Regions from separate parts of the Mus musculus genome. Here region 2 is linked to region 1. A link is a loop called in an ENCODE intact Hi-C map of the cell type or tissue named here. Cell type or tissue: gastrocnemius. All regions are shown on one strand. Each heading gives the region's core, and the rest is flanking DNA. Links, peaks and the distances in the headings are about the cores only.

Region 1 (8,345 bases), core at 47-8,046:
GAAGCTAGCAAAAACAGTTGGAGGGGGTTATGCACAAGTAGGCAGAAGCTAGGTAAGCTAGCTAGGACATCCTGACCCCAGGTTCCTAGAATAGAGTGGGTAATTTCCATCAAGGAGATCTAGTTCTAGATAAACCTGAAATGACCTCAACTAGAATACAAGATGGAGGAAACTTTGCACTGTCTTGCTCCACCATATCAAAGAAGAAACATTCCCATAGTGGAAAAAGAAAAGGCTTATATTTCCTAAGGCAGACACAGCTGTTCAAAACACTCCCTTGCTGAAGGCTGAGATCTGAAATCCAACCCCTCAAATCCCTAACTCTAGAGGTGGAGAGTCTGCTCTGCCAACCATTAGGAATGGAGTGTGTGTGAGTGAATGTGTGTGTGTGTGTGTGTGTGTGTGTCCGTGAATGTGGAAGCCTGACGTTAACACCAACTATCTTTCTCAATGAACTGGTATAGAAAATAAGAATGTAAAGATCTCCCATGCTCATGGATTGGCAGGATCAACATTGTAAAAATGGCTATCTTGCCAAAAGCAATCTACAGATTCAATGCAATCCCCATCAAAATTCCAACTCAGTTCTTCAACGAATTAGAAGGAGCAATTTGCAAATTCATCTGGAATAACAAAAAACCTAGGATAGCAAAAACTCTTCTCAAGGATAAAAGAACCTCTGGTGGAATCACCATGCCTGACCTAAAGCTTTACTACAGAGCAATTGTGGTAAAAACTGCATGGTACTGGTATAGAGACAGACAAGTAGACCAATGGAATAGAATTGAAGACCCAGAAATGAACCCACACACCTATGGTCACTTGATCTTCGACAAGAGAGCAAAAACCATCCAGTGGAAAAAAGACAGCATTTTCAACAAATGGTGCTGGCACAACTGGTTGTTATCATGTAGAAGAATGAGAATCGATCCATACTTATCTCCTTGTACTAAGGTCAAATCTAAATGGATCAAAGAACTTCACATAAAACCAGAGACACTGAAACGTATAGAGGAGAAAGTGGGGAAAAGCCTTGAAGATATGGGCACAGGGGAAAAATTCCTGAACAGAACAGCAATGGCTTGTGCTGTAAGATCGAGAATTGACAAATGGGACCTAATGAAACTCCAAAGTTTCTGCAAGGCAAAAGACACCGTCAATAAGACAAAAAGACCACCAACAGATTGGGAAAGGATCTTTACCTATCCTAAATCAGATAGGGGACTAATATCCAACATATATAAAGAACTCAAGAAGGTGGACTTCAGAAAATCAAATAACCCCATTAAAAAATGGGGCTCAGAACTGAACAAAGAATTCTCACCTGAGGAATACCGAATGGCAGAGAAGCACCTGAAAAAATGTTCAACATCCTTAATCATCAGGGAAATGCAAATCAAAACAACCCTGAGATTCCACCTCACACCAGTCAGAATGGCTAAGATCAAAAATTCAGGTGACAGCAGATGCTGGCGAGGATGTGGAGAAAGAGGAACACTCCTCCATTGTTGGTGGGATTGCAGGCTTGTACAACCACTCTGGAAATCAGTCTGGCGGTTCCTCAGAAAACTGGATATAGTACTACCGGAGGATCCAGCAATACCTCTCCTGGGCATATATCCAGAAGATGCCCCAACTGGTAAGAAGGACACATGCTCCACTATGTTCATAGCAGCCTTATTTATAATAGCCAGAAGCTGGAAGGAACCCAGATGCCCCTCAACAGAGGAATGGATACAGAAAATGTGGTACATCTACACAATGGAGTACTACTCAGCTATTTAAAAGAATGAATTTATGAAATTCCTAGCCAAATGGATGGACCTGGAGGGCATCATCCTGAGTGAGGTAACACATTCACAAAGGAACTCACACTATATGTACTCACTGATAAGTGGATATTAGCCCAAAACCTAGGATATCCAAGATATAAGATACAATTTCCTAAACACATGAAACTCAAGAAAAATGAAGACTGAAGTGTGGACACTATACCCCTCCTTAGAAGTGGGAACAAAACACCCTTGGAAGGAGTTACAGAGACAAAGTTTGGAGCTGAGATGAAAGGATGGACCATGTAGAGACTGCCTTATCCAGGGATCCACCCCATAATCAGCATCCAAACGCTGACACCATTGCACACACTAGCAAGATTTTATCGAAAGAACCCAGATGTAGCTGTCTCTTGTGAGACTATGCCGGGGCCTAGCAAACACAGAAGTGGATGCCCACAGTCAGCTAATGGATGGATCACAGGGCTCCCAATGGAGGAGCTAGAGAAAGTACCCAAGGAGCTAAAGGGATCTGCAACCCTATAGGTGGATCAACATTATGAACTAACCAGTACCCCGCAGCTCTTGACTCTAGCTGCATATGTATCAAAGGATGGCCTAGTCGGCCATCACTGGAAAGAGAGGCCCATTGGACACACAAACTTTATATGCCCCAGAACAGGGGAACACCAGGGCCAAAAAGGGGGAGTGGGCGGGTAGGGGAGTGGGGGTGGGTGGGTATGGGGGACTTTTGGTATAGCATTGGAAATGTAAATGAGCTAAATACCTAATAAAATTGGAAAGAAAAAAAAAAGAAAATAAGAATGTTATACTTATGCTGTTCATGAGGTCCTAAGTTAATTATGGCAGTATTAAAATATATTTTTGGTGCCTTTTATATATTTTCAGGAGTCTTAGTAAGGAATTGGTTTAATTTAATCTCATATTCTTCAAATGTCCCTTGACTGAGCTCCTGATGGTATTTACTTCCTGTAGGGCTAATTATAAAGCAATTAGCTTCTAATGAGGTTTTGCTTCCTGACTCTGTTTACCTGCACAGCCTCCACATCCGCCCATTGATGCCAAATATGCGGAAGGAAGCATCTCTTGCTTTCTTCCTTTGATTTTTATATGAGTGCTAAAGTCCTGGTAGAACAGTTAAGGAGATTCCTTAACAGCAAACAGAGTCATGTGTTCTTCTCTTTCAGTTTTGATGGTTTGCAATAAACTTATTTCCGCTACTGATCTAAGCAATCAGAAAATGGAACCTCTGGCTCTACGAACTCTCCCGTCCGTCCTGATGCTTAAGTTGGAGTAGAAAACTTTTTATTGTTTTTGGAGGTAGGTCTTGTTCTGTAGCTCAGTCTAGCCTAAAACTCACTATGTAGCCCAGGCTGGTCTTCAACTCATGGCAATTCTCCTGTTTCAACCTCCTGAGAGCTGGAAGCGTTATTCTGAGCATTTCTCAGCACAGAACTGGAGAACAACCTTAAATCACTATCCAGCTAAACAACAATGGGAACATCACTGCTACTGCCAGGACACCTTTATAGTTCTAATCAGACTGTCATGAAAAGAAGAGTGTTAATATAAGCTGAACACCTACTGTGTGTCAAACATTTTATAAGACTTTTAACTTCATATTTCATTTTATTTAATGTTCAGTGCAAGACTAGAGCGGGATATATATATATATATATATATATATATATATATATTTTTTTTTTTTTTGCAGTGTAAATAATTAGAAATTGGCGAGTTAAAGCTTTGGGAATTTAAATAACATGTTCAATGTCACATATCTACTAAATTGAAGGCCTTAGATTTGAAATACTTCATGTAAAAATCTGTATACTTGCCACTATAGCACAAATTTCATGCATATTTTTATGCCCTTTAAAGTCTTATTCCTTGATTTATGGGACTAGCCTTGTCACCTTACTGTGTTTCCTAAGTCAAATTTGTGAGTGAATTAGTAATTTCAGATCATCATAGAAAGAAAATCCATGGCTTTATAGTGGTTGACTCAGATATTTTTTTCTTATGGAACCCAGGATAACTTATAAGGCTATCTGTGATTTCTCTTTAGTAGCATAATCATAAGGAGAAAATATACCTTTTAAGTATTTCCATCCACAGTTACTCTATTCTACTCTGAGGTTTAAGGTGAAGGAAAAAGAATATACGTCATTATCTAGTATATGTAATTGATATATAACTTTGCAATGTATAATACAAAATATATCTACATAGATTCAAAGGCTGAGATTAACATGGCTAAATGCCATTTGCATCTGTAGGTGAAGGGGCTCACAGAACAAGGTTCAAGAATGCGTTGTTTTTTTTTTTTTTGCATTTTCTCATTTGAAAAATAAAAATAAAATTATGTAGTCACACCCTCACTCCATTCCCAACTCCAATCTGAGAACAGTGGTTCATTCCATCCATATTTTCAAGCTGTGTTCTTCTGAAAGGCCTCGGGTGGGGTGGGAGGGTATCCTCAAGTGGAAACAATTTTGTCTGTAAGGGAATTCAGCTTTAAAATTGAAGCGAGGCATTTGTTCCCTCTGATGCCATGGCAACCAGAGGGAAAGCACAAAGTCCAACAATGCTATGAAATGTGTCTCAAGAGTGGGTATGAAGGAGGCAACCTTGGACTTCTGTTTCTTCGCATTTCCCTTAGAACAGAAGGTGGCATTGTATTTTCACGGCGGACGTCATCACTTCCCAGCCAGAGAGCTGCCATAAGAAAGAACAAACAATAGCAATAACCTTTTCCGTGTGGAGCTTTGGCCATTCCCCCAAAGTGTGTCCTCTGTCTGTGCAGTTTCTCTCTGCTCTCTTTACCTTGATATGCTCATGTTCAGTAATGATTGTACTGAAGTTTCTTCATTTACTATATAGTTTCCCATCAGGACATCCCTTGACTTGTTTGATTGACTCGAGCAAACAAATAACAAACAAAGCAAAACCTCAAAACCTTCTCACTGCAGAGGGCTTGATGATAAAGCTCCTATCAATTGTAGTCAAATGTCAAATTCAACTCTATGTATTGGGGGCTCCCAGCCTAGCCCAAGGTGCTGAGGGTGGCAGTTGCTTTACAATGTTGACATTGCGCAGAATGTTTTCAGTATTCAACTAGGCTGTATCTTTGCTCCTCACTGCCCGTAAACTGAAGGTGTCAAGGTGATATAGGTAAGAAACAGCCTCAGATGTGTTGAGGGGGTTCTCTTTTTCCCCCATCCTTCAGAATATACTTCTAGCTTCCTGGCTGGATTCAGGGGTTGCCATAACAGCATTTCTGAAGTTTCTGGGTGATGCTGCACATCTCCAAGACTAAACGCTGATGCTGAGTTCCTGGGAGGGAAACACCCAATTCAGCTGGGTCTAGCAATTTGTGATCCTGATGGGTCCTGTGCTTTCTAACCTCATGGCCACGGCAATGGACTGACTGTCCCTGGGTAGATTTCTTTGGATTAATTTAAGGTTTTATTAGAGTATTGCCAGATTGGATATATAGTTAAAGCGTTCTCAACAAACCAAGTTCTTGTTATTAAGAAAGAAACTGCAAATAGGAAGAAGTATGTAAGAGAATACAAGAAATGAGTAGCCTGAAACTGAAATAATTCTGTTTTCTAAAGCTATCTGGGAATGGGGCTATCTTTCCATATTGTGTGCATATACTTGGTGCAGGGTTTGGTATTATTGTAATTGCTCAATACATGTTAGTAAGATACAACAATAAATGTTGATTATCTATCTATCTATCTATCTATCTATCTATCTATCTATCTATCTATCATCCATCTATTATCTATCATCTATTCATTTATTATTTGTTTATCTATCATCTCATCTACTTTATTTTATTCTTTTTTATTGGTTTTGAGTTTTTATTTCTAGATCAGTTTTGGAGGACTGATATTGTGTCTGTGTATTTAATTCTTGATATGCTAAGTACATAATATTTGTTGAGTGGACAAATGAATGAAGGAAGGCTTGCAGTGTGGTATTAAATTCTGAGGTAATGTCAGTATCCTTTGTTTCAGGAGAATTAAAAGCATTCATAGCTTGTTACTATCATTGATGCTGGTTAATCAATTTAATATTAAATTAAACATTGTAGCATTTCTTTTTCCTTCTTTTTCTTTTTCATTCTTGATATATCTTCTTATAGATAGTTCTTAAAATGTAGGGAAATTTTACTTTTTACATTGGCTGTTTGAAAACTAATTTTATTTGAATATTTATTCAAATAAATATTGTTTTATTCAAATAAATATTTTTATATTCAAATAAAAAGTATTATGAGTCCTCTTTGATAATTTTATTATTATTATTATTTTAGTGGAGATGAAGTCTATTCTGAAATCCATGTGTGCCAAAAAAGATGTTTGACTTTATTTTTCTGCCTAAGGATAGAATTTTTAGATGACATATTCACCAGGAATTGACATTATAACTTCACCAGTCAACCCACCTCCTAGCTTTCTTTCATTGCTAAATTTGAGTACAACTATGGGTGATCTTTTGGAGGTAAGAGGTCAAACACAGCAATGATATCTGTATTTGTTAGGGTTTATTGCTATGAACAAACACCATGACCAAGGCAAGTCTTATGAAGGATAATAGTTAATTGGGACTGGCTTACAGGTTCTGAGATTCAGTCTATTATCATCAAGGCAGAAGCAGGGCAGCATCTAGGCAGGCATGGTGTAGGCAGATCTGAAATATCTACATCTTCATCTGAAGGCTACTACCAGAATCCTGATTTCCAGGCAGCTAGGAAGTCCACACCCACAGTGACACACCTACTCCAACAAGGTCACACCTACTCAAACAGGGCCACACCCTCTAATAGTGCTACTCCCAGGACTGAGCATATACAAACTACTGCAATGTCCTAGTCCAAACCTGTGGGACGTCTTCATGTCCACATGGTCTCTGTTATTGTTCCCACACATTGCTGTGTCATTCTGCTCTCCTGACTCTAATGACTCTTCATAAGGTGACTAATCAGAAAGTAGAGAGACCAGGCCAGAACCAGAACCAGAGCCAAGTAAGACTTTCAAAGGCCCATCTGCAGTGACCTGCTTGTATCAGAAATGCTTCACCTCCCAAAGTCTCCCTAGACTTAAGAACAATGTCACAAACCAGGGGCTGGACTGGACATTCCGAACCAGAGCCTATGGGGAGATTTCCGAGTGGAAATAACAGAGCCTACGGCTGAGCAAGACAGATGGGAGACATATGTTCCCTGCTTCCTTTTCTTCCACTGGAAAGATTTCTTTTTATAATTTTCCTGGTCCCCAGGAAGGAAGTAGGAGTGACTCTTCCTTGTAACACCAAAGGACACCAGGGCAGAGGGCACCTCGCTGAAGTGTCAATATGCTTTGGTGTGACGCTAATGGCAGTTGCCTGTGTGCTTGGGAGGCTTGGGACACTGATTCAGAGCAGCATCTGCTTTTGTACTGGGAGAAGGTGATGGGAAGTATTTCTCTTTTTAACTTGACATGACAAGGAAAGAAAATATCTGGCATAGAATCTCTCAGAAAATGAGGGAGAGCAGACAAACAGAGCAATAAACAGAAAATCTGACCAAAAGACTGGGTGTTCCATGTGTCTGAACAGTGTGGCTTCATGTTTTAAGGAATGAAAACTGTGATTTGTGTGTGTCTTGTGTACGTGGTCTTACTCTTTCCTTTCCAAATGTGATCCGATGTTACCTGATTGAGCTTATTTACATCTAAACATTCTCAAAGGTATAGCACTCTGATTTTAATAGTTTTCATCTGCAGGACTTTATTCTATTATGTAAAGGACAGGGTGATCAAGGCTCTGCTTATATCTTCATTACATGGTGCAAGTTGTCTCCTTCTCTGTTTTACACAACCAGTAGTATTGAATCATTGAAGAGAATGTTTTAAGATGATCATGCTGGTAGGATAACTAACTCTCTTAAGGTTCAGGACGACCGGCTTCATTTTTAGTCTCCATACCAAGCCCTGGTATTAATACCTGGTGTTAATACCTACCACATACTCTATTTCAGAATTTTGATTACCATTTTGTCAGCACAGAAATAGTGAAGTAGTCAGGAAATTGCTTCACCAACTCAGGAACTGGTGGGGATGGCTCACAGGATTAGGTTTCCTTTGAGGAGGAGCAGTTGTTGGCTGGTTTGACGTCTCTTAGAATACTGTTGCAGGGTGAGAGATTTAGAGCTAACAGATGCAGCAGTTATGTGTAGTGTCCGAGTTACACATTTGAACATTATTCTATTTCATCATGTCAATAATTCTGGAGACTTGTGTTATTTTTACTGAGAAGGAAATTCATATTCCTAGAGGTTAAGGGCTCACTCGGAGCTGCATATAGAGATTCAGCGGAGGTGGGCTTGATGGGTGCAGACCTGCAGTCCCAGCACTCAGAGGCTGACATAGAAGTTGTTGGCTTTAGATTAACCTAGTCACATGGTAAGGCCCTGTCTCAAAAATCCAAAATAATAATGATGGACAAGAGATGGCTAAGGCACTAATGTACTTGCTTCAAGCATGAGCACTTGTGTTTGAT
Region 2 (8,345 bases), core at 67-8,066, 99 kb before region 1:
GGAAAGTTGAGAACATACCTCAGATGGTTTTATCCAACCGCGTGAGCATTGTTTTAGTAGCGTAAAGAGACAGCAGAAATAATGAGCTATGGTTAACTTAGGACAGGTGTAGGTTCAGAACTAGGAGGAGCCTATGTCTACAGAGGCCAGAAAAACGAGCAGAACAAACCCAGCACAGGCTGATGGCGTGTATTTTCACTCTCAGCCTGGATATATTCCTTTACGTCAATATCTGTCTTTTGTGCATATCCTTAGCTTTGTACCACTGAACCAAAACAAAGATACTCATACTTAAACTATGATTAGTGATTAAAAATTTTAAAATAATATCATTAAGCTTGGTTGTCCAAAGGCCCTCTGACCTTTGGATGGGCAATGACAAGAATAAATCTATGTATGAAATGAGATGAACTAATAATTAAGCGTTAGTGTGTAATTATGCTTTTGAATGGCAGCTGTATCTTTGAGTGTGCTCTACTGCTGATGAAGCCTTTTAAAACTGTAGGTGTGGGATTGATAGCACTCATTTGGTGTTCTGGTATTACACCTCAATACCGAGGGCCTTTGGGTATAGCTGCCTCTGTCATGTTCTAAAAGTTTTAAGGTGCTTTCAAGGCATTGAGCAAATGATTATATTCATTATGCAATATTACATTTGTGTGTAAAATGGCCCAAGAAGCAGCCATTTAGCTAATTGTACAATTTTGTTTTAATGAAACAGTAAGAGAAGGCATGTTTTTTTTTTCTCCCCATCTCTATGCTGCACATAGTTACCCATCAACCAAAGCAATGATCCTATCTTCAGAAGGCCTTTTACAAAAATATGAGAAGGGATGGGGACCTGCCACTGTCATGAGGTCATTTTCAATGCCATGTTCTCTCTGTGACAGAGGTTAAAAGCATCGCTTTCACTTGAAAGTGACGAGGCAAGTCACTACTAACAGCAAAGCCAGCGTTCAGGCTGTCTTGAGAGAATTTCCTTTGCCCAGTCAGCAGGATGGGTGGGCTCTGTTGCTGGAAGCTGCTGGGTGGTGGCCTCTGGGCAAGAACCTGCAACCCCACAGCAGAATAGGCAGGAGGCAAGGCTTCATGAGGGGGGCTGATCGTGGGTTTTGTGTCCTCTTGCATTACCAATGCTGAGAGAGAGCAGGGATAACGGATTGCTTAAAGGTCTGTTTAAGACAGGGTCAGAATCTTGTTCCCTACAGTTAGTTATGCCCCATCTTGAGAGTCTGCAAATAGAGCCCTCCCTGTGTCGCAGGGCATGCAGTGAGGTCAGCTAGCACTCGGATCCCTTTCTCCAAGCCTGTGGCAGTAGCCATAATTCCAGGTGGAGGTGTGGAGAGGAAGCATGCTCAGTCAATGCAAGGATGCTTCCTCTAATAGTGTGCCTTCAGTTCTCCTCTTGACCTCTCTTCTCTGCTCTTCTCTGATCCCAGTCTTGATTTCCTCCAACCACTCAGACACACAGTTTTAGCTGCTTAAATTGGTGGGAGAGAGATTTGTGTTTTATGCTCAGCCTCCTGTGACCCCTACTGGCTGTTTCCCAATCAATGGGGGAGCGAGTGCTCCAGAGCTAAAGTTTTTCTGCCTCTTCATCCCGAAGAACCATTGATATCTCTACAATCACAGAACTGAGCCGGGAGAAGAATAGGTGTGTGAGGTCTACCAAAGAAAGCAAGCTGTGTAGTTGCTATTGTCAGGGTTACTGTGATCTCATGGAGCGCTTACTGAAGCCATATAATAGTGGGTGAGTCTGGATCATATCATGCTTATACAAGCAGATAGACATAAGATTTCTGTCATGTTTCACAGTGTTCAAAATTTTACTAAACTATACTGTTGCTAGACTATCCATGCTGGACTAGTTTCTACTAACATAGCTTTTCAAGTGAGAAACTCTGTCTCTGACTTTCTCTCTGTCTCTGTCTCTCTCTGTGTGATGCATGCACTGCGTATGCTGCACACAGAAGGCCAAAGCAGGACATCAAGTGGCCTTATCTATTAATCCGTGCCTTGTTACCTTGGAGCAGAGGCTTTCCTGAAGCAGAAGCTCACTGTTTTGGCTGGATGGGTGGCCAGTGAACTGCTGGATCTGCCTGTCCCTGCTCCTGCAATGGTGGTGTTACAGGCTTGCACATCCATGGCTTTTGATATGGGTGGTTGGAATTCAAATTCACATCCCTATTTTGTAGAATAAGTGCACTTACCCACTGTGTTATATTCCCCACTCCTACGAATGTCTCTTGAGATAAGATTTTGATAAGTATATTTACAACAAATGGAAAGAGACAATTCTTAATTATTGTGCCTACCATAACTATTAGTATTTAATAGGAATTCTGTATTATAATAAAGGAATTGACTTAAATTGTGGGTCTTTAAGTATTGTAGCATTTCTCTCTGGTATATGTATATGTATATGTATATGTATATGTATATGTATATGTATATGTATATGTATGCATGCGTGTGTATGTGTGATGTTGAAAAGTACAATGTACTTGTGAAATTAAAGTCCATAGGTAGCTACATTCTCAGTGTACATAGTTGGTCCCTGAAATCATTGATATAATCTGATTGACTTATTTTTTTTTTTAAAGATTTATTTATTTATTATATGTAAGTACACTGTAGCTGTCTTCAGACACTCCAGAAGAGGGCATCAGATCTCATTACGGGTGGTTGTGAGCCACCATGTGGTTGCTGGGATTTGAACTTCGGACCTTCGGAAGAGCAGTCGGGTGCTCTTACCCACTGAGCCATCTCACCAGCCCTGATTGACTTATTTTTAAAGCTCATTCAAACTAATACCTCCACTCTGTGATCTATGTGACGAATTGGAAGGCAGAGACGTAAAACAATTTCACAATGAAGGGTAAGGAATTTGGAGCATTCTCTTCACAAGATACTTAGTTTGATAGCACAAGACTTTGCATTGTTACTTTGGAATAGGTTTTCCTGTTTTCATAATTTTATTTCAGTAGCATGATTAGTGTTGTCTGGAAATGTTAGTCACTTCCTGTCATTTTACTTGGGGTAAATGTGTTAATATGGTTAGGGAAGAAGGAGTAGGGGGTTTTTGGAAGAGCTGGCTAAAATCCAACATCAAAACAGGGAGGTTTTTTTTTTTTTGTTTGTTTGTTTTTAGTGTGTCATGCCAATACTTCAGACCATAAATAGAGCGATCCTTCCCCTATGTTACATGCATTGTTTTAAGAATGAATTTCAAAAGAAGCATTTGACCAGCCATCAAAGCCAGTTCTCCAAAAGGAAAGGGCCTTAGTCTCTGCAGCTTTCCATTGTGGGGGAACGTTATTCCAGATTCTGAGGAAGACACATGAGGGAGGGTAGAAATCCTTCAGGTGATTAAATTTGTGATGGATTCACCTAACAAGGACTTTAAATAATTTAAGGATGTCTCTATTATGGTGTTATTAGCAAAACAAGATTGGGCTTATGGCTCGATGAGGGAGAAAGATCTTGAATTGCAGAGGTCCTAACCCACTTCTATAAAACTACCAGGTTCAACTTGCTCAGATGGCTGGTACTTAATAGCTATTGCTTTTTAATGATCATTCTTCAATTAGCAACATTTACAATTACTTTGCATTTCTAATGTTTAGAACCTGTGCGTTTGTGTAATTTGACTTAGACTTTTAGCTAAGGTAAACCCAGTCATTCTAATTGTGTTTGTCAGATTCTTATTCATTTTTCTATCAGTGATAATAGGTCTCGATATCTGAGTGATAACAAGGAATTTGAAATCGAGGAGCTGTCAGTGTGTAGAAAAAAAGGTGTTGCAGTTACTTTTCATTATTCAATGATAAAATAGCTCAAGAGATACAAAGCCATAAAAAGTCATAGAGAATGTGAAATGCGGCTGTATAGAAAATAGAAAAAAAAATACATCAAGTTGGAGAAGACTATGAAAAATTGAGTCATAGATGATGCAAGATAAAAATTTTAAAGTGTAGAAAATGAAAGAACCAACATTAGTAAACCTATAAAAGTATAGAGAAAGGAGATATAGCAGAGTAATAAAATGCAAAGAAAATGGTATGTGTCTCCTATTTCCTTTTAAAATTAAGGCTACTTGTTAACTTACGTGTAAAATTTAAGTCACAGAGAGGCACAGGAAAGTAGTTGTCATTGGATTCTGCTGTGAAAAGTATGTTTCTGATGATCAGCACATTAATTAGCAACCCCAATGTGAATACATATGGCATTGCTCCCTCCCAGAAGACACATACATCTCCAGTAGCTAGAGGCAGCCAATGCAATATTAAAACAAAGCAAGACGGAGTTTCCACTTTCGTTGTTATTATTATTATTATTTTTTTGATGCGACTTACTTTGCTCTGCTGATAATACTTCGGATCAGCGTTAATAAAAGCTATCCAGTGTGTATTAGTTTATGAGGTGGTCACAAACACCGGAAGTCAGAGCGTTCATTAGCACGGAGAAGACTGTCACATTAGTAAACAGCAGCGGCATGCCTTGTCATTTTTATTACCTGTTAAGGAAGGATCCTCAGTCCCGTCTCCAGCTACTGGGACATCCAGGGGAGAGTGCCGGGCAGGGCTGCCTAAGCGTTCCTCTTGCTCTTTCAGAGAGATGGAATTTTTGTGAGGAGATTTATGGTTTGTGTTTTCATACGGCCTAACTTCCGCTCTCTTTCTAGGAAGTGGGGTTGGTTTGGGTGGCTGGTAAACCTGACTGTAGGGAGCTACGGGATGGTAGGATGGCCTCTCGGTTTGTCCTTCATTATCCTCCGCCTCGTCATCAATCACAACGAGCTCAGCGTGGATGACCCCGTCGTAGCCTGTCAAAAGCTTCTTTTCTTCCTCATTATCATCTGCCTGCTGATACCCCATGAAAATCATTGTTACAGGTTCTGTGTCATCCACATCAGAAGGCAGGGAATGAACGATGTTATATCTGACATCTTCTGTCTCCTCCTGGCAAGTGGGTGAAGAACACTGGGGTCCCGATTTCCCAGGGCTTGCTCTGCTGGGGCTCAGTTCCATCCTTGGAGAAACTTCGTGTTCGTTTTGCCTGTTGCTGGATTCTTCCCAAGGGCTTGCCATCCTCTTTTGTTGGGTGTGGACCATCTCTTCCACTTGCTGAACCATTGATCGGGGCTGAGGTGTTGGCCGAGTGGGACTGGTGTGAGTGGGACCGTTGCTTCTCCTCTCTGAGAGCCCGTCGGTCATATTGTGCGCAGATTCATTTGCATGGTTGCCCAGTCCGTTCGTTTTCATCATTATCCTTTCTTGAAAATTTGGTCCAGGGCTTATGACTCTTTCTCTCTGTGGGGTCACAGGCCTGCAAAACGGATTGGCGTACACTGGCTCATGGTACTCTGTGGGCGATTTAGAGTTCCTCTCTGAGGCTTGTCTTAGGAGATCCTCCACTTCGACAGGTGCGAGGCCGTCGGTGCCATTGTAGGTTGTGTTCTGATTGGAGCTAACAGCATAGACTGATTTCTGCCGGTCCTCATACACTTTTATCCCTGTGCTTTTAAAGTCATCAGATGGCAGCGGTATTGAAGACAGAACTACGCTCTCTCCAGTCTTCAAATCTTTTTCAACTTTAATTTCCATGGCATACAAAGCTGTTAAAAGACAAATTCAACACACGATTTAGCACCCCTTTTCTCTTATAAACGAATTTATTTACTTTTATATCCTTTGACATTCTCTTATATGACATTTAAAAACCTCTAGCCCAGAGGTACGAACCTTTAATCCCAGCACTCAGAGGCAGAGGCAGGTTAGTCTCTGTGAGTTCAAGGCCAGCCTGTCCTACAGAGCAAGTTCTAGGACAGCCAGGGCTACACAGAGAAACCCTGTCTAAAAAAAAAACCAAACCAGCAAAAATAAACCAGCTCTCCCCACAAATCGTCCTGATTTGGGTGGTGGAGGGATGTCTCTACAAGAAGGCATGAGCTACACATTTCTAGCACCCATGTGAGGAGGCCCACAACCTTCTTAAATCCCACTTCCAGGGAATCTAAATCCTTCTGGCTCTCCAGGGCACCTGTATGCGTGTGGTGCGCGTGAACTTATCCAGGCACACACATATACACATAAAATACATCTTTAATTTTTTTTTTCTGGTTTTACCAATTAGTTCTAAGACAACTGACTCTGGGTAACATGGTGCCTTACGAAGTGTAGCATTTTGGAAAAATGACTTGAAGGAGTCAGTAAGAGAAATAAACCCACAGAGTTGGCATTTTCCAAAGTAACCGAAAGATAATCCTCTCCAATGAATAGATGTGACCAGCCAGACTTACACACATTTGCTTACTTTTTAAGGAGAGCCTCTTTACGTAGGAAGAACCCCACAGTGTAGGCTGCAGCAGGTGAACTGACTAGCAGGGTAATTTGTTAAGCTACATCCTTGCTGGAAGCTCAGCTGCCTACTGACACTGTAGGTAGTGTACTGCTCTAAGGGCTTCACACTGTGGAGGAAGCTAAGACGTGGCAACAGTAGTACAGAGGCTGGAATTTAATTTAAAAATTAAACAACAACAACAACTTTATTTTATGTGTGTAACTATTTTGCCTGCATGTATATCTGTGCATCGTGTGTATGCCCGGTCCCTGAGGAAGTTAGAGAAGAGCCTCGGATGCCCGGGAACTTGACCTATAGATATTTGTGAACTGCCACATGGCTGCTGGGAATTGAATCTGGGTCATCTGCAAGAGCAGCAGGTGCTCTTAATTTCTGTCCCCTCTCTCCAGGCACCTCCCCGTTATCTCCCTAATTTAATACCACTTTTAAGTAGATGGAGGGCTTAACATAGAGCAATCTGAACTGTACTGGAGGTGACTGGTGGTGGTGGGGAACGGAAGGAGTGTGGGGCACAGGGTTGGAGTTTGTCTCATGGCCCAGGCAAGAGCCCCATGGCTGGAATTTTAACAGGTGAGGGAACAGCATTCTTTGTAGAATTAGAATGTGTGAGTGCTTGCTTTTAGTATATTTTCCTATAGCTCATCTTGTATTTCTTGTCTTCTCTGTTGCCTGACGGGTTGTAGCTTTCCCTGGGTACCCAATTACATCTGCAAGATCCCTGCCCTTCGTCTCCCCGCCTCACATCTCTGCCTCAGTTTTCTGCACTGTACTCCCTAAATGGTTAATTTGGTGAATACCTACCATGTGCCTAGGTGGGCTTGGTGTATAGTATTTATTCATTAAATATCTGTTGAGGGAATACAGACTGCTCCCTGCAGACAGAGAATAGGTTCTCCTTCAATTCTGAAATCCAAAGTTTTCCTCTGTGGGCAAACCTTCATTTTCCCTGAGGCTTTACAGCATTTGTTTTATGAAAATCATTATCTCGGGAAGGTAAGTAATGTGTAACCTTCCCTAGAAGACATTTTTACTTAAAACATATTTTAGTTACTCAATATCTACTGGATGAGATTTTCTAGCTGAGAAGTTTTAAAGCACTTCTTGCCTGTCTCAGGTCTTATCTTACTTGTTCCTGGTTATTTTGGTCAGGAGCGAAATGCATGGAATAAATATCCCACCTTCATTACCCTAACCGTGCAAGCCCCAGGATCTGTCCCATAGCTCTGGGAACTTTGTACAAGGCACCTTAGTCTAAAGTGGAAGCATAGTCAAGGTGTGAAGACTTACTATAAACTCTGAAATTGAGGGGACCAAGGAGATGGCTTAGTGGGTAAAATCACTTGCAGCCTGATGACACGAATTCAATCCCAGGAACCAAGATTAAAAAAAAAAAGCCAGATTTATGGACCCATTCTTAGGTTAAGAGGGATGCAGAGACAGGAGAATTGGTTTGAAACATAGGGGCCAGATAACATGCAGTATGCTGTACATTGGCAGACACAAGAGACATCCTCCCCTAAACAAGGGAGGAAGAGGGAACTGACTCTGTAAAGTTGTCCTCTGATTTCTATATGAATGCTGTGGTCCATGTGCATCTACAGTCACACACACACATACACACACACACACACACACACACACACACACACACACACATACACACACACACAGACAGACAAATACACACACACACACAAACATACATACATACGTAATAGATATAACATATACATACGTAATACATACAATAACATGCATAGATAATACATAAATAACACATACAATACACACATAGATAACACATACAGTATACATACAGAATATATACAATACATACATAACAATACAATAAACACATATAGAATACATACAATAATACATACATAACACATCATATATAATATAATACACATAACACACAATACATACAATACATAAATAACATACAATACATACATAACACACACACATACACACACACA

The links. Hi-C counts contacts between places; a loop is a spot of excess contacts. Peaks named below come from ENCODE experiments on the same cell type or tissue, not always from the same donor. Only the 100,000 strongest peaks of a DNase experiment are listed, where the experiment ranks them.
Region 2: a loop joins it to region 1, with 4 times the contacts of the local background. A loop is called at or near these places in 3 of 42 quality-filtered maps.

Annotation. Positions count from the first base shown.
Region 1 is chr3:117,017,673-117,026,017 of GRCm38, forward strand. No RefSeq gene overlaps it. Among named protein-coding and RNA genes, the nearest start is that of Palmd, 53 kb to the left of the region's middle. In gastrocnemius, for the core only: no CTCF peak of the experiment used is centred there; no DNase peak of the experiment used is centred there; H3K27ac peaks cover 4,884 bases.
Region 2 is chr3:116,918,719-116,927,063 of GRCm38, forward strand. Palmd (palmdelphin) reads right to left here. Exons shown (of 8, transcript NM_023245.3): 7 at 4,517-5,617. Among named protein-coding and RNA genes, the nearest start is that of Gm32148, 30 kb to the right of the region's middle. In gastrocnemius, for the core only: no CTCF peak of the experiment used is centred there; no DNase peak of the experiment used is centred there; H3K27ac peaks cover 3,797 bases.